2 separate regions of the Homo sapiens genome follow, and region 1 is linked to region 2. The links are chromatin loops, found by intact Hi-C in ENCODE. Cell type or tissue: ascending aorta. All regions are shown on one strand. Each heading gives the region's core, and the rest is flanking DNA. Links, peaks and the distances in the headings are about the cores only. Region 1 overlaps GPM6B (glycoprotein M6B). Region 2 has its middle 81 kb from the start of GPM6B.

The links. Peaks named below come from ENCODE experiments on the same cell type or tissue, not always from the same donor. Only the 100,000 strongest peaks of a DNase experiment are listed, where the experiment ranks them.
Region 1: it touches region 2 in a loop (3-fold over the local background); 4 of 110 quality-filtered maps call a loop at or near these places.

The regions. Positions count from the first base shown.
Region 1 is chrX:13,787,885-13,797,229 of GRCh38, reverse strand. The region is part of intron 2 of GPM6B (glycoprotein M6B); the gene reads left to right. Among named protein-coding and RNA genes, the nearest start is that of GPM6B, 25 kb to the left of the region's middle. In ascending aorta, for the core only: no CTCF peak of the experiment used is centred there; a DNase peak (open chromatin) is centred at 5,446; H3K4me3 peaks cover 895 bases; H3K27ac peaks cover 1,187 bases.
Region 2 is chrX:13,893,407-13,902,751 of GRCh38, reverse strand. It overlaps a transcript of GPM6B not described here. Among named protein-coding and RNA genes, the nearest start is that of GPM6B, 81 kb to the right of the region's middle. In ascending aorta, for the core only: a CTCF peak has its summit at 4,481 (motif pointing left); DNase peaks (open chromatin) are centred at 2,981, 4,440 and 7,311; H3K27ac peaks cover 972 bases.

The DNA of each region.
Region 1 (9,345 bases), core at 497-8,496, 110 kb after region 2:
CAAAGCCAGGAGGGCACACTTGCAGACCCCACCACAGTGGCTTGCACATGGCAGGTATTGGACAGACACTCATTGAATGGAATGGAATCCAGGAAAGTAGAGACACTGTCGCCCAGATGGTCAAGGAAACTGATTGCTGCTAAAGCTCAAAATTGCAGATATTAAATACTTCTCAAATGTCTGGAGTAGCCTCCAGATTGCTGTGCTCTTAAAATCTGTGTCATCTGGACTTAGAGCTGGCTTCCCCTACTCTCCATTGATCTCCATGATTCCTTGCTGTCCCACTTTACCAGGCTAAAAGCCTTTGGGAAAACCAAAGCCAGTTCCCACAAAAGGCAAAGGAAGAGACTAACAAGTATCTGGTTGTTGGATTTGTTTATTCCCAGTCATGGAAGCGTATCATTGCTTTTATTGACTTGCTTATCTTCTGCTAGTACCATATTGCAAATGTTAGAGGCTCATCTATTTTAAGACTTCCATAGTGTTTTCACAAAAATGAAAATCCCTTATTAAACAGATTTTAGGACAAGCTTCTAAAAGGACCTGCCAAAAAGTGATTTCCTTTCTATCATTAGAAATAGTTTCCACATTCTTATCGTTATGTAGTTGAACTTTTATGTCCAGGACTGCATGAAAGACGTGAGAACTGAGAAGCAACCTATATTTGATTTCGCACTTTGTTCTTGGACAGGAAGCCCCTGTCAACTGACTTCACATCTTTTTAATGCACTATATTAGTGGTTCACAGAACTTTCTGGGTGTTAGGTCCCTTTATGTGCTTAGAAACAGTTGACCCCAAAACGCCTTTGCTCTTCTGAGTTGTGCCTATAAATATTTTCTATATTAGAAGCTAGAACTGAGGGCTGGGCATGGTGGCTCATGCCTGTAATCCCAGCACTTTGGGAGGCCAACGTGGGCAGATCACCTGAGGTCGGGAGTTCAAAACCAGCCTGGTCAACATGGCGAAACCCCATCTCTACTGAAAATACAAAAATTAGCCAGGCCAGCCAGGCACAGTGGCTCACACCTGTAATCTCAGCACTTTGGGAGGCCGAGGTGGGCGGATCACCTGAGGTCAGGAGTTCGAGACCAGCCTGACCAACATGGAGAAACCCCGTCTCTACTAAAAATACAAAATTAGCCAGCATGGTGGTGCGTGCCTGTAATGCCAGCTACTTGGGAGGCTGAGGCAGGAGAATCGCTTGAACCTGGGAGGCTGAGGTTGCAGTGAGCCGAGCTGGCACCATTGCACTCCAGCCTGGGCAACAAGAGTGAAACTCCATCTCAAAATAAAATAAAATAATAAATAAATAAGCCAGGCATGGCAGCATGTGCCTTAATTCCAGCTATTTGGGAGGCTGAGGCAGGAGAATCACTTGAACCCGGGAGGCAGAGGTTGCACTGAACTGAGATCGTGCCACTGCACTCCAGCCTTTGAGTTTTTTAAGATGGAGCGAGACTCCATCTTAAAAAAAAAAAAAAAAAAAGAAAAGAAATTAGAACTGAGAAGTTTATTACTTAATAATAAACTTAGTCATTTAAAATAATAGCAAATCCATTATATGTCAACCTAAGTAATGTTTAGGAAAGATAACGATTTTCAAAAAGAAAATAATATTTTAGTGTGAGGAATAGGACTGTTTTACATTTTTGCAAATCTCTTTAATATCTGGCTTAACAGTAGACAGCTGGACTCTTACATCTGCCTCTGCATTCATTCAGAGGCATCTTGGGGTATCTTGCTTTGGTTGAAGTATATGAAGAAAACTCAAATTTCTCACAGGTATGTGCTTGGAGAATGGAGGAGTGTTTTAATGGCCTTTGCAGATAATTATGAAATTCTTCCTTGATACTACACCAAAATTCAGCAGCTAGTGGTTTCTTAAAGACTACTTGTAATGTGGAATCTGAAACCATATTGATGATATTTTTGTACTCTTTTCCACTAAAATTCATTGCTTGATCTTGCACTTTGATTGACTCTTATATTCAAGAATTATTTTCCCTTGGCTATTTGGAAAATATTGGTTCTCTGAGTTGTGCAGATCTTCCAGACGTTGACACATTTAATTAAACCATGTCAAAAAAATTTCATTGGTTAATGTCACCACCAATTTCATCAAGAAGTCTGGTAAGTATTTGGAAGCTGTCAGTCTCACTATGGCAGGTACAAGTTTTCCAAAATTGATTGGCAACAGATACTATCAGTTGTTTTCTTTGAAGTGACAAGCTGTTCATTTTTGGGAAAGTTTCTGCCAAATACTTAAGTCTAAAAAACTATATCTTGTCAGGCATTCTTTCAAGAAAGGGGGTGTTTGCCCCCAGAAAGGTACAAGTTTGGCTCATAACTCAGTTACATAAGAATGTTTCCTGCAGCCCACTGTCACACGCTGGTTTGTGGTAGAAGGGCTCTCTGCATCCTCTCACTCATTTCATTACACAAACTGTTCGAAAGGCACATACTCGGGGGTTGAGATTTAATCAAATTAATAATTTTTTATTGCATCGAGGACATTTGGAAGTGAAACTGGCTTTTTAATTTATTTTCTTGCGAGCGCGTGGTAGTGAGGAATGTGTTCCTGCTAAGTACACTATGGAGCCACTGCCCGATTCACGCTCAGGCATCAGCAGTTTTACTGTGCAAATGTCAAGCAGTGAAAAAAGTAAATAACATCTTGGTGCTATTATAAAAAGTTTTGGCTTCACAGTCCTCCTGCAAGGATCTTGAGGTCTGCCGGGGCTGCACAGACCGTCTTTGAGGGCCCACTCCTGGCTCAGAGTGAGACTGGTGGGCAGGCAGGATAGAATCTCTTGGGAGCTCAATGTCCTTTCCAGACCTGCCTGAACAGAATCTGCGTTTTAATGAAGTCCCGAGGAGATTTATACGCAGGTTAAAGTTTTCCTGTAGTCCCAGCTATTTGGGAGGCTGAGGCAGGAGGATGGCTTGAGCCCAGGAGGCAGAAGTTGCAGAGAGCTGAGATTGCACTGCTGCACTTGAACCTGGGTAACAGAGTGAGATTGTATCTGGGAAAAAAAAAAAAAAGAGAGAGAGAGAGAGAACCACTGCTCTTTAACAGAGGTCTGCAAAACTTTCCTTTAAAGGGCCACATAGTAAATACCTGTGGCAACAACTCAACCCTGCCTTTGTAGCTTGAAAGTAGCCATAGACCATATGTAAATGAATGAGCGTGGCTGTGTGCCAATACAACTTTATTTATAGACACAGAAATTTGAATTTTGTGTACCTTTCATGTGTCACAAAATAGGTTTTTTAATATATTCTAAGCGGTTAAAAAAGTAACCACTTGGAATCATGTCAAAATCATTCTGAGTTTGCAGGCCATGAGGAGAGCCAGATTTAGCTGGTGGGCCACAGTTTGCTGACCTGTGCTATATAACACTGAGTGCTCATTGAAGTTACCGGGGGAGCTTCAAAAAAACAAACCCCAACCCTCTAATTCCTGAGTCCCGTCCCCAATAAATTCTGATAAAATTGGTCTGGGGTGAAGCCAGGGCATCAGGATTTTCAGATGCTCCCCAGATTATTCCAATGTGTAGGAAAAATGGAGAACCTCTGCTCTATAATGTTTTCCAAGAAAGTTAGTTTTCTTTTAAGCATTTCTTTTTAAGATTTTAGAATTTGGCAGTGTCACCAAATGTCTGAGACCAGAATTATGTATTGTAACCTTAGAGCAGGGTTTCTCACTCTTGGCACTGTGAACCCAAAGCTATCTGAGATAGGTCTCAATCAATTTAGAAAGTTAATTTTAGCAAGCTTAAGAACCTGTGACACAGCCTCGGGAGATCCTAATAACATGTGCCTAAGGTGGACGGGGCACAGCTTACTTTTATACCTTTTAGGGAGACATGAGACATCAATCAATACCTGTGAGATGTACATTGGTTCAATCTGGAAAGGCAGGACAACTCAAAGGGGGTCAGAGGGTGGCTTGCAGGTTATAGGAAGATTTAAAAATTATGTAAAGACCTGGAATCCATAGAAAGGAATGTCTGGGTTATGATGATAAGGGGTTGTGGAGAGCAAAGTTTTATCCTGTAGGTGAAGCCTCCAGGTAGCAGGCTTCAGAGAGAATAGATTGTAAATGTCTCTTAGCAGATTTAAGGTCTGTTGATGTTAATGCTGGTTGGCTTTTCCTGAATTCCAGAAGGGAGGAGGGTATAATGAGGTATGTTTGACTCTCCCTTCCAATCATGGCCTGAACTAGTTTTTTCAGGCTAACTTTGGAATCCCCCTGGCAGAGACCAGGAATCTATTCAGATGGTTGGGGGTGGGGTGGGGGGTGCTTAGAATTTTTTTTTTTTTTTTTTTTTAAACGGAGTCTCGCTCTGTCGCCAGGCTGGAGTGCAGTGGCACAATCTCAGCTCACTGCCACCTCCAACTCCCTGGTTCAAGCGATTCTCCTGCCTCAGCCTCCCAAGTAGCTGGGATTACAGGCATGCGCCACCACACCCAGCTAATTTTTGTGTTTTTAGTAGAGACGGGGTTTCACCATGTTGGCTGGGATGGTGTCGATCTCCTGACCTCGTGATCTGCCTGCCCTGGTCTCCCAAAGTGCTGGGATTACAGGCGTGAGCCACCCCGCCCGGCCCAGAGTTTTATTTTTGGTTTATAGCACTATTGGCATTTTGGGTGTGACCATTCTTTATTTGGGGATGGGGGCTGTCCTGTGTATTCTAGGAGGTTTAGGAGCATCCCTGGCCTCTACCCACTAGATGCCAGTAGTGTCCCCCACCCTCAGTTGTAACAACCAAAACTGTCTCCAGACACCGCTAAATGTCCCTGGGTGGCAAAATTGCCTGGATTAGGAACCAGTGGTCTAAACGATGTAGATGTTTTTTGTGCTACTTCAGAGAATCTCCACATTGGAGCTATTGACATCTGGGGCTGGGTAATTCTTTGTTATAAGAGCATATTCTGTACACTGTGGGTGTTGAGCAGCATCCCTGGTCTCTACTCACTAGATGCCAGAAGCACCCTCTCCCCCAGCTTTGGCAACGAAAAATATCTCCAGATATTGCCAAATGTCCCCTGAGGGGCACAGTCACCCCCTGTTGAGAATTGCTTGGCCAGCTCAGAATCAGGGAAGCTTCTGTCCACTGACATTCACTGCTGCTTCTCTTAGGATTTTCGCCCTCTCCATTTTCCCATTGCTTGTTGCTTGAAAGTTGTAAAGCTTGGTTCCTGCATCTTTTCTTTTTAATTTTGTGGCTCATTAGGAATCAGTAATATAGCAAGGAAGGCCCCATGTAGAGAGGTAAGGGGGTGGTTTTTTTGTGTGGTGTTTGTTGGGGGGTGTTTGGGAGGGTGTGTGTGTGTGTGTATGTATGTGTGACATTCATTCCCTGGGGAAGAATCTGAGCCCTTGTTCCTGCCAGCCCTACGTCTGAGCCAGCATTAAATCTGCAGCCAAGATCACAGACAACTTGGGCAAATCACTTGGCCATTATGAACTCACAGCCATGGCAACGGCCATCCACAAGCCTGAGGACAAAAGGTGTTTTATTCTGTTGTTCTGCACAAAAGGTTCTAGGGATACTGGAGACAAAATAGCCTTTGAGACTTAAAGGCATTGATGTGTATTTTTTTTTTCCCTACTACATGGCTTATATTTAAACTGTCTTAGGCTAATGTACACTGTAATTTTTGTGTGAATCAAAACCTAAAATTCTTTTTATCCAGAGGCCAGCTAAATGAAGGCATAAGACAGCCCAACAGAGGCTTTTAGGGTTTGGTGAGAGGTATTGAGAATTACTAGTAAAATGTGCTAGAAAGCCTGGCATTCTAGCCTGGCCAACATGGCAAGACCCCGTCTGTACTAAAAATACAAAAAATTAGCTGGATGTGGTGGCATGTGCCTGTAATGCCAGCTACTAGGGAGGCTGAGGCATAAGACTCACTTGAACCCAGGAGGTTGAGGCTGCAGTGAGCGGAGATCACACCACTCACTCCAGCCTGGGCAATAGAGTGAGACTCTTTCTCAGGAAAGAAAGAAAAAAAAAAAACCTGGCATTGATTATTATTTTTTTACATGAATACATCACAGTCATCAAAAAAATGCTTTCCTTATTTTTTCTCGTTCACGTTACCCAATGTTGTCATTGCTGGTTTGAAGCTTGGGAAAATTCAGTCTGTGGATTTATAGGAGCATCCAAGAAAAGCACTGATCTTCCTTAGCTATCGTAAACTTTTAACAGCATGGTGTTCTGCTGGTACTTGGCACCACCCCTATATTTAAAAACATCAGCTTGCCTATGACTACTAAGGACAGCCTGAATCCCAGATCTACTTCCTTTTTGTGCACAGGCACTCCCAGCACTTTAGGGGGTGGTTGGAGTGTGTGTGTTTAGAAATCTGCTTTCTCAGGTGACTCAATTCCCGTCTTCTCAGACCCTGTCTATGGCATGACACTAAAGCATGAAAAATTCCAAGGTTAACAGTACTTGTTTGGCTCACAAAAATGCACTCTAGCTGCACTCTTTTCAAGATGGCTGGACAACTTGGAACATTTTGTTTTTCTTAACTGTAGTCCTTGGAACTTGCCATTTGATTCACAAGTGACTGGAGGGTTATGGCCAAACCCAGTGGGCCACGTCTTAGAGAAAAAACATCACACACCATCGAATATGAAAGCAGGCACTTCAAACAGACTCAGGATGCCACACCTGAGACCGGGAAGATGCCACTGTTGACTAGAAATGGGCTTCTCAAATTTTCATGTGCACACAAATCACCCCAGAGGCCTTGTTAAAATGCAGATTCTGACTCAGTCTGGGGTCACTTCCAACATTCTTTATTTCTCACAAGTTCCTCCCTGCTGAAGCTGACACTGCTGGTCCAATGAACACACTTTGCAAAGCACATGGAATTGACAAATGACAAATGGTCCACTCATATCTTTTCTTGACCTCTGATAGTTTTCCTTGTTGCCCAGTAGAAGCTGCCAGCATCCAAGTTCAGCTCTTCTCAGCTACAGATCCATATATCCCTTCACATCATCCAGAGTGATCTTTCACAACCCCAATCTGTTTCCCATGCTTAAAAATGCTCCCTGGCAGACCAGGCATGGTGGCTCACACCTGTAATTGCAGCACTTTGGGAGGCCGAGGCGGGAGGATCACTTGAGCCCAAGAGTTTGAGAACAGCCTGGGTAACATAAGGAGACCCTGTCACTACAAAAAAATTAAAAAATAAAAAATGAGCTGGGTGCAGTGGCATGGGCCTGTGGTCCCAGCTACTTGGGAGGCTGAGGTGGGAGGATCGCTTGAGCCAGAGAGTTCAACACCGCAGTGAGCAGTGATTGTGCCACTGCACTCCAACCTAGGCAACAGAGCAAGACCCTGTTTCAAAAAACAAAACAAAACAAAAAAAAAACGCAGTGGCTTCCCATGATTTTGTTTTTTTTGTCTTTTTGTTTTTGTTTTTGTTTTTGTTTTGAGATGGAGTCTTGCTCTGTCACCCAGGCTGGAGTGCAGTGGTGCAATCTCGGCTCACTGCACCCTCCGCCTTCCGGGTTCACGCCATTCTCCTGCCTCAGCCTCCCGAGTAGCTGGGACTACAGGCGCCCACCACCACGCCCAGCTAATTTTTTGTATTTTTAGTAGAGACGGGGTTTCACCGTGTTAGCCAGGATGGTCTCGATCTCCTGACCTCGTGATCCGCCCGTCTTGGCCTCCCAAAGTGCTGGGATTACAGGCGTGAGCCACGGCGCCTGGTCAAGGCTTCCCATGATTTTGAAGATAAAGTCCAGAATTCTTAAGGTGGCCTGGAAAGCCCTAGGTGGTCTAGCTCCTATATTACCTATATCCTCTAGCTCCTAAATAAACACATTTAGCTTTTTCTTACTAACTTTTTGCAGCAGTTTTGGTTCCTCTAGGATGAGTGTGTGATATGTGACTAAATTGCCCAGTGTTCAAAGATATCATGCACACTGTGACCAGAGGTGGCTTCTATACTGACATAGAAGATACAGTGGAGAGTGATCCATTTATAGATTGTTGGATATCTACCACACATGCAATCTTAACCCTGAAGATAACTGGTCAACCAAGCTAGAATAAGCTCTACATCCAGCTGTATTATGTCCTATAAATTTTTCCCATATTTTATGTCACTAGCTTCTAGTCATGTTGGCTGGCACAGTCCGTAAGAGTTTTATCTGTGCCAGTGGAGCAAAGATGGTGATTTCTGTTCTATAGGAGCCAGGGTTCCTACAGCCACAAATAAAATCATCTGCTGAAAACCTAAGAGCATTGGCATCTGCTGAGAGAGCATGATTCATTGAAGTGATCCCCCAAATTCTTGAGTTCCTGGTTTTCCCTGCTGTTATAAAACTAGATCCACAGCATGAGGTATATACAGAGTCCTTGAGAGATATAAATTGGAGGGAAACTTTAGCTTTGATCTAGTATTGAATTTGGGATTGAACAGCATCATTCTTCTAACCCCACTTGGCTTTTTGAGCCTGGGAGAGCTGTGATATTTCTTTGGAATGCTCTAACCATTTGGATGAAAGACCGTTTGAAGTGGCAACTGTGGATTTGGAAGGATGAGTTCTATCGTTAAAGGGCGAGTGTGCTGCACCATAACACCTAACCCTAACTCCAAATGATGAAAAAGGGTGTGGGTTTAGTTTAAAAATATATATAGATGTATACATCTATATATACACACAGAGAATTAATGAACAATTTTATCTGGTTATATATCAGTGTCACCACATCAGCTGTTTAAGTATTCTGGATACTAGATCTTTCTGTAGAAGGACCCATCCAGTATGAATTATTTGCCCTTCTGATCTTCCCTGTCCCCCTTCTCTCCACTCTCTTTCCACTGGCTCTGCAGGGGTCTGTATCTTTGCCCCCATCATGCTGGACTATAATAATTGTGTTACTTGTCTGCCTGCAGTATTGGATTTATCTTGAAGCCAGAAAGGTATCTTATTTCAGTTTTGTGTACTTGGCACCCAGTAGGTCTTCACAAAATACTGAATTAATGAAATCCAACAGAAAACCCAGTTAGAACCCAGCTCCTGGGTTATAGAAAATCAAATATGTGACAATTCAAAATGTATCTTCCAAAGCAGTGTGTTCTGTGATGATGAAATGTCCTATATCTGTGTTGTCCAATACGGTAGCCACTAGTCCATGTGGCTTTTGAGCATATGAAATGTGGTTTGTGCAACAGAGGACCTGAAATTTTCATTTTATTTAATTTTAAATAAACGTAAATAGCTACATGTCTTAGTGGCTACCATTTTGGACCACACAGCCCCAAGGCCTCACATCTTTATCCTTTAAGAACCAGATACAACTTTGTTAGCCAGG
Region 2 (9,345 bases), core at 711-8,710:
AAGAGAGATGGGCTTCTCTGTGATTGAATTGAAGTTTGGTTGTGAGTGTGGGTCATGAGCCCTGACCGGGTAGGAGACAGAAGCCTGTGGTTCTTCTCCTGGTTTCCTTAGGGATTTTCAGCTGGCTCTTGGGCAGCTCCTTCAGGTGGTAGCTGTTGTGGCAGAATAGAAGAGTGCTGGACTGAGGAGCAGAGACCTGGGTCTCATGAGATCATGAGATCAAACCACTTAAACTCTGTGTGCTTAAGTGACTTCGTTGGCAATAGAGTAATACCCTCCCTGAAGAATAAATGAGGCGATGTTGAGAAAGCATTTTATGAGCAAGCCATTTTCATTAATGCAATGGGGGAAACATGCTATGTCTAGCTTAGAGGGCTGAAACGGTCAAATGAAATAATCAACGTAAATGCTAAAAAAAAAAAATCCAGTCCACATTTATGGAATTGCCTTTATTGACAAATTGAGCGAGGGTAAACATTCGTGTATTTAAGGCATGGAGTGTTTCCCAGTTGCTTTTGAAGGTACCCATTGTCACAAAGGAGTAAAGACCTTACTAAATGGGATCTTATTTGTATTTCTGTAGCAAAGGATTTTTGTTAAAGAAGATTCAAACTCAGAGATGGTAGACTGAGTCTGCCAGGAAAACCACACACTTATACTCCTGTTCCATAGTCAACTAATATTCTGCTTCTGCTACAAACTTAATGATCATATAGGAATTATGAATTTAGACCAACAAATGCCAAAACTTGAACTATACAAGTGTATAGTTTTAGTGTAACTTTGTGTTGTCACTTTTTGCTTCTATGTGACACTTAGCAATTCTTTTTTTAAAATAAAACAACATTAGAGGTCATTTAATTGTAATGACAAATAAAATCAGCAGGTAGACTTAGGATTTCAAAGCATCTCTTTCTTGGTTGGGAAAGCTCCCTGGAGGTCCAACTTGTAGTCCTAGGTTGAGTAGGGATCAATAGGAGAATTTACTGAAGGGGCCCTATGCTCAGTTTCACCAAGTTCACAGCCAGGTTCTTATGATCTGCATCCTTCAGGTACAAGTGTGTGTTCTCTACTCCAGTAGCAGACTTGAACCCAGAGTCCCCAGTACAAGGAAGCACATATTTTTGGATTTTGCCGTGTGACCTTGTCTGGCTGGCTGGACTTTAGGAACAACTGGTCCTCATCCCTGGCAGGTTTAGGGGGAGAGTGAAACCAAGTCAGATGACTCTGAAGCTCCTTCAAACACCACGACAGAAGGAATGGATTGAGCAAGAATAATTTTTATAGACTTGGAAGTTTGAGTCCTTTTTTTTTAAAAAAAAAAACAAGGAAGTGGGGCATTCCAGATGGTAACACAAGAAACCAGGGAGATGAGAGCAGATGAAACCTTGAGGGAGAAAATGAAATTCTCTCTGAATTAGGAGAAGCGGCTGCTTTCCCTCACATCTTCCTGTGTCTGTAACTAGCTTAGTGTTTGGGATGCTTATTTTCTATTTTCTCTGCATTTTTTTAGCTGCCTCAGTGACCACTTGACCATTTATGCCGAGGCAGTAGTGGATGTTTCCAATTCAGTGCTCCTTACCTCTTAGAAAGAGAAGGATTATGCTTTCTTCATGATTGTGAGTCAGTCTATGTTCAGATTTACATTCAACTAATATTTTTCAAATATTGGCCCAGATAATTTCAAGATATGCTATCTGATCCTCAAAACAATCTTATAAATGAGGCTCAGAGAGGCAAAGGGACATTGCAAGTCATACAGGGGTTTGCATATAGCCTCCTCTCTGTAAGTCTAGAACCATCTCTGCAGCTTCCTCCTGCGTTCACCATGTTGTGTGACTTTTGTAAATACTTGAACTCTATGGAAACTCAGGAATGATGTGAAATGTTATTAGTTGGAAGCCTTGTCAGAGAAAAATGGGCTAGAGAGTTCCGTTTGCAGGCTTGAGACTATAGTTGATGGGTCTGATTCTGAATTAAAACATCCTTTAGAAAATAGATCCCGCTTTTTTTAGAGACTATCCAAGATTTAAAAGTTAAGCAGCTTTGGAATATAGCAGGCAGATAGTTCTCCTGTAATGCTTGCTTTGAAACCATGAACAATGTGTGCATAATCAGAATCTTGGATTTGCTTAATACCATTTTTTCTTGCTGAAACATTAGGTGAATGCAGAAAACTGCGCCCACCTGAACTACATGACGTCAGAATACACAAAACACGCACGTGGCACAACCTCATATGTCTACAGCTACCTCAGTTTACCCCGCGTGTTAAGAGCCACACCTGTCCATACCTGGTGTTATGACTGTCCCTCCAATTTCGGGTAACCCTCCCTCCAGCCCTTCCCAGTAACTCACCAACCGCAGCCCTTCCGACACCCACCCCACAGCCAACTTCAGGCCTTTTTCTAGGCGAAGTGACACATTTATTGTTGTGTTTATGTATTTCTTAACTATTTAATGTGTGTAAAATGGTGCTACTATTTTTATTAGGTTGCAATCTTTTTGTAAATGTCACTGATTAAATTTTTGAGTGTTGCTTTCCTAACCCCATTTTTCCCATAAGCCCTGTGTTTTTTATTGTGCATTTTGCAAAGAGTGATGATTTTTAGGACCACCTATGAGGCATTACCGAACAAGTGACTGTGTGAAGCTTTTGGACTAAACCTTCCATCTAACTTCACTCTATTAAATGAGTTATTTTCAGGATAAGACAGTCTCATCTATTTACAAATACTTTATCATATAATGAAGTTCTACTTATGATTTATTCAGAATCCACACAAGAAGGCGTAGATTTGCTCAAGGAACAAAATTAATGACATTTTAAAATCTTACAACTGGAGAGGATGATTAATGGGAAAAGAGCTAACATTTCATGAAAACTAGCTTTATGCCAGGTCCTGTTGGATGCCTTCCAATAATGACTGCATTTCATTCTCATGTCAACCTGTTCGGGTGGTAGGGAATTTTGGCATGGAGAGAGTGAAAGTTGCTCAATGTCCGTACAGCTCCTAAGTGACTGGGCTGCGAGTCACCACTGAGGAGCAGCCCATCTGGAGGTATGATCACAGCAACATGGGCTCCAGACTGTTCTTGGTCCTTGTTGTTCATCGTCTTTCCCATTCCATACTTGCGTGTTTCTGTCTTCTGACACAAATAGACTACTAGTGGGTTCCTGTGGGTTGCTGCTGACAATCCATCCATTTACCCAGGCTACATTTTTGTATCCATTTTTTTCAACCTTTTAATTTTTTATCACCCCACAACCTGGGAGACTTTTTAAGCATTTTTTTTCCTAATTGCCTCCCTATGCAATCTTTTTTTTTTTTTTTTTTTTTTTTTTGAGACAGAGTCTCGCTCTGTCATCCAGGCTGGAGTGGCACCATCTCGGCTCACTGCAACCTCTACCTCTTGGGTTCAAGTGATTCTCCTGTCTCAGCCTCCTGAGTAGCTGGGATTACAGGCGCCCACCACCACGCATGGCTAATTTTTGTATTTTTAGTAGAGATGGGGTTTCACCATGTTGGTCAGGCTGGTCTTGAACTCCTGAGCTCAAGTGATCTGCCCACCTCAGCCTCCCAAAGAGCTGGGATTACAGGCATGAGCCACCATGCCCAGCCCCTATGCAGTCTTAACACCCCAGATACACTGCATATCTGTCTATGTGCTGTGTGTATATTTGTGCTTTATATGCATTAAAGAGTAAAGTTGTTTTTGCCCCTCAAGAAGTCATTTTCATCCTATTGGGGTGATCTTGCCTGTGTTGAAAAGGCATGTTCTGTATCTTCAGTTATTTTTAATATGTAGATCCGCTTTTAAAATTAGTATCATGCTACCTTAGAAGCATATACCTGAGTTTGTGAAGACAAGCCCCCTTGTCTGGGCTGTGATTCCTAGTATCTTATGATGAGCCCGACAGGATGACACAGCCAGGTGACTCACATAGAGCTAAGCTCTGTGAGAAAGCGAGGCCTCAGAGGTAGCACATGATTTCCCTTCTTCCAGTTTCTCTATATAAAGAAATAAAGAGCACACATCAAACCAAACATAAATGGAAAGAAATCAATGGTTGAATGACACATGATTCTGGCTTGTCAGCCCTAGTTGGCACCTTTCGCTCCAAATCATCATCTTTCTAAGATACTAAATTATAGATTCCAACCAAGGTGATTAGTGCTGCTCACACTTTAATGTGCATTGGCATCACCCATGAATCTTGTTAAATTGCAGATTCTCATTCAAGTAGGCCTGGGATTCTGCATTTCTGACAAACTCCCAGGTAATACAGCCACTGCTTGGTCCCAGAACCATACTTTGAGCAGCAGTAGCCTAAGAATACACAGAGGCAATTAAAACTAGCTCTCAAACTATTTTAAGAATTTCAGAAAGCCGAAAGCAGTGGTTCTCACTCAGAAGCGATTTGTTCCCCAGGGGCCATTTGGCAATGTCTTGCAGACATTTTTGGTCGTTATAACTAGAGGATGCTACTGACATCTAGTGGGTGGAGGCCAGGGATGCTGCTAAATAGTCTACAATTCACAGGACAGCCCCCATCAGAAAGAATTATCTGGCCCAGAATATCCATTGTGCTGAGGTTGGAAACCCTTGCCTAAAGGAAATCACACACTTACTCCCAGTAAAGCAGCATGGACAAATACAGATACCCTCTCTCCTTGGCAAGAGTGATATTCAATTCAATGTGATAGCCCCAAATAGTTTGTAGTGGTCAAGCTCTGCAGTTGACATTAATAGATTACTCTAACTGATATGGGGAAGTAAGTTAATTGTAATATAAAGAAATGCAGTTAAGCAGATTAAAAGGAAAACACTTTTGGAGTCATGAGCTGTCAGAGGAGATTTACATGTAGCAAAGGAGACCCTGCTGGTTGAAGGATGGGAATGCCTGTCCCTTATTGGGCAGGAATTGGGTGGGCTGACCAGGCTGTGTACGCCTGGCTGGCACTGTTTATTGGAGTGGTGTTCGAGCGAGCCCATCTGGACATTTTTGGAACAAACTTGGGACATTCCTTTGGCCTTCTGAATATGACTTGCAGCTGGGTAGGGAAGTAGTGCAATATTATCCACAGATTGAAGATTCTTTCAAACAACAGAAATAATCAAGAATTCACTGTGGAGGATTTTCCCCTCCAGAGAGTAACAGATAGATTGATGCGTAGATCTAGGTATGCTTATTAACAAACCATTCCTGTTTCATGGGATGTACATGTGGCAGCATCTGGATTATTTAATGTGTTAATATAGTCAGTTTGTATATGAATAATTTAAAACAGTAGCAAGAGATAAAAGTAGCTCATCTGAAGAAGGGTTGTTTGAGAGCTTTTTTTCTGTCAAGTATAATTTTACTCTCAGGTTAAATGAAATTTATTAAGATGCAATTTGCTCCTGGGAGGTATTTGTGAGTTTAACCACAGTCTGTCTTGGAAGATATTATGACAGTAAGTAAATGTCACCTGGATAATACTGATCCATTCACAGAAGGGAGAAAAAGTGTGTTGGGTCAATTAAGGTGGTTTAAAAATGTGTTGACTCTGAAGAAGAAAAGTATCTAAAGTACACAACTCTAACAAATCTCAAGGCCAGTGGGACTTTACAGACTGAGCCCAATTGTGTTGAGTCTGTGTATTGTATATACTTAACACAAGCAAACACAGACTTTTTCTACAAATGAAAACATGTCTGCTGAGCAGTTGACTCAGTCATCTGGAATAAATGTTCTTTATTTGTGTTTCCATGGGTAAAATCAAGTTAATGAACTGAACCATCACAATTTCTCTTATTTAATTTTTAAAACTCTAGATTACCCTGTCTTCTATCTCTATGTAATTCCTGTGTTAGAGCAAACATAGGAAATTGTCAATATGGCAGAGTGCGGTGGCTCATGCCTGTAATCCCAGCACTTTGGGAGGCCGAGGCAGGTGGATCACCTGAGGTCAGGAGTTCGAGACCAGCCTGGCTAGCATGGTGAAACCCCGTCTCTACTAAAAATACAAAAATTAGCTGGGTGTGGTGGCACACACCTGTAGTCTCAGCTACTTGGGAGGCTGAGGCAGGAAAATCACTTGAACCTGGGAGGCAGAGGATGCAGTGAGCCGAGATCACACCACTGTGCACTCCAGCCTGGGCGACAGAGCAAGACTCTGTCTCAATTTGAAAAAAAAGAGAGAAATTGTCAATATGGGGCCATGTTTTACCTACAAAACTAGCAATTTCATGTTGTTCTGTCTAATATTACTTAGGAACATTTTAATTCTTGCATTAAAAAGTAGCTTTTATAAGCATGAGGGTTAATATCTAGGCATAATGTGTTTTCTGAACAGCTGGCTCTGTTTTTCGTCTCTGTGCAGGATATGATTTCACACCAGTAACCCTTCAACTTGGGGTGACACCTTTCATAGGAGTCATGGTAGTTCTTTCTGTTATTTTTCTAGCCATATGGAGGTCTCATTTCTCTTAATTCTTAAAATGATGGACTACCTGTCTTCTAGCTGTATATTATTTACTTTTTTGTTCATAAGCACCATACTTAAGATTTTTTTCTTTTATTTTTAAGGAGAAAAAAAGGCTGCAGTGAGCTATGATTATGACACTACACTCACCCAGGATGGAGTGCAGTGTCATGATCATAGCTCACTGCAGCCTCGACCTCCTGGGCTCAAGAGATCCTCCTGCCTCAGCCTCCCAAATAGCTGGGACTACAAGTGTATGCCACCACACACGGTTAATTAAAAAAAAAAAAAAAAAGTTTTTCTAGCAACAGTGTCTCACTATGTTGCCCAGGCTGGTTTTGAACTCCTGGGCTCAAGTGGTCCTCCCATCTGGGCCTCGCAAAATGTTGGCATTACAGGAGTGAGCCACCATGCCCAGTCCCATATTTAAGATTTTTCTAAAGCCCTAATTTTAAGATTTTCAAAAATGCTAATTGTATCCTACTGTTTCTGCCCCAAGAACCAGACACCTAGATCTCAAGATATGGACAGGTATTTATTGGAAAGAAATGAGGATTTTGAGGTCATAGAAGTGTCTAAAACATCAAGATTTATTAAAATGATTTTTTACAGCTGATGTTCTAACATTCATTATTGTTTCCTATGATAGAGATACAAATTGAGTCACTTTTCAAACATACTTTACTGTTGAATACCTATAAAAATCTCATGGAACTAGCAGTCCTTAGTATACAGTCAGGAAAATTCTGTTTTACACTAGTCACTTTCCAGAAAGGTTTATTAATAACTGGCTATATAATTCTTTCCCCAGAATATGTTGTTCTTTGTGGATTTTTTCACCCCCCACCCCCAGCTTTTGGTCTATTCCAAAATACACACGGGCTTGACCTAAGAATTTTGCTAAAGGAATTATTCTCCTCTAGGGAAATGAAGCAGCATGTTTCAACACAAGCTTAGAAATCTTAAAACAACTAAAAATGAAAAAAAAAAGTACCAGGTCGTTATTATGTTCTGCAAAAATTAGATTTACGGGTTTTACTGTAGCCATTGTCAATGCCTTACTGAGGGATAGGATCATAGCAGAAAGATGCTAAGGAGCTTATGGTCCCCCTGGGCTGTTGTGATTATGTGGATATATTTAGAAGCTACAAAGAAAGCAGAGCATCAGCTGAGATGCCCCAGTAGACACTCTCAAATTCAGATCTCTCCCATTATGAGAAAAACCCTCAAAAGAAAATATTCACTTGGCAAGGAATGAAGAGCTTTTTTACTCACCAAAATGATGTCGTAATGTTTCAGGGAGAACAGTGACTGCGACTTACTTATTATTGTCATTTATATCTCCTAGGGCTGAACAGTTGTCAGAGAGGATAAGAGATAGGGGGAGTGTATGGGAGGCCTGCTTTGGTTCTCTGCTTATATAAACCTCCACATTTTAGCAGATTTATGTTTCATCCTTAAAATGAGTTAAAAACAGCAGACCCTTTTGTTGCAGATGCAAGATATAACATGTAAAGTGGTTCCATAGCAAATTGCTATTTAGAAAAGAACCCAACGTTATTTTTAACCAACTGTTTGATCTCCTGTATTCTTTCTTATGTGGTTTTATGAATTTTTGTTTCACTTGTAAATAATCGGTAGCAAATGAGTGTGTGAGGCTATGATTTAATTTGTAACAAGGTACAATAAAATACCTCAGCCTGTGACTCAACTATTTTAAGAGGACAAATATGCTAAATAGGAATATTCGTTTCTAACCCTATAGTAAATGAAATGTACCTAAGATCCATGGCTGAAAAAACCTGCCTTATACAAATTCACATAAGAGAGATCAAATGTGGTGAAGGTTGCTTGATAAACTTCTATTGTCTAGCTTGTCTGATGAGCTAGATTTCACAGTATTATGTCCAGATTTACCACAATAATACTGCATAGTTTTTTTCAAGTCTTCGATCTAAGAGGTTCTAGTTTGAAGAGGAGGGGTTCTGTGTCATTCATACAGTGGCTGTGATGCACATCCGTTTGATCTGTGGGCTCATTTAAAGGCTTAGTGGACTGAAATGTTTTGGGGTCACCTGGAGGGGATCAGTGTGTCTGGGCTTTGCTTCCCTGTCTTCCTTACGTATGTGGAAACGGTGAGTGTTGTTCCCTGAGATGTCCTAGAGAGACAACCTTTTCCCAAGTGACAGTGAGTTTCCGTCTTGGAATCAGCTTTGCTTATCCCAGGGAGGATCCAGGCCTGGCGCCAGCAAGTTCTCCCCATGAGGTCTCTGAGGATGTGGAGAGAAGGAATGCCCTGCAGAGTTTCAGCCTGTTACTCTAAACCTCCAGGCATGTTTAAGACCCCTTGGGAGAAGAGGAGGGAGACCTCCATCCGTTTACAACATCTCTGCACAGAAGGCAAATTCTCTTCTCTTGCATAGTACCCTAATGGCAAAGGCATACATGCACCAGGCTCAATTACTTTTAGTGAAGAAAATAAACCAGATCTGTGGAAGGCTTCCCTTCAGTGACTTGGGGAACTCTAGTTTATGAGTGAAAGTAAAGATACGAGCTAGTAGGTGACTTTTGGTGTATGAGCCCTTATTTGTGGGGTATTAAAAACCATGGGCTATCCAGTAACTCAGTAACTCAGGACACACACAGCATTTTGTGGTCCCTGATGTCTTTCTTCGTTTTGGCTGCTGCTTTGGCCATTCAGTCAAATTTGACCATTGGTTTTCATTAAGATTGGCCCTCAGATACAGAGCAGGGAAAAGAAATGAAATTTAAGCTTGTACATGATATAAATTGTCATCAACTCCATTAATGTGTTGGTCAGAGAGAAGGCGGAAGCCAATATTTGACAGGAAGCATGTTTTTTTTTTTTTGTAGA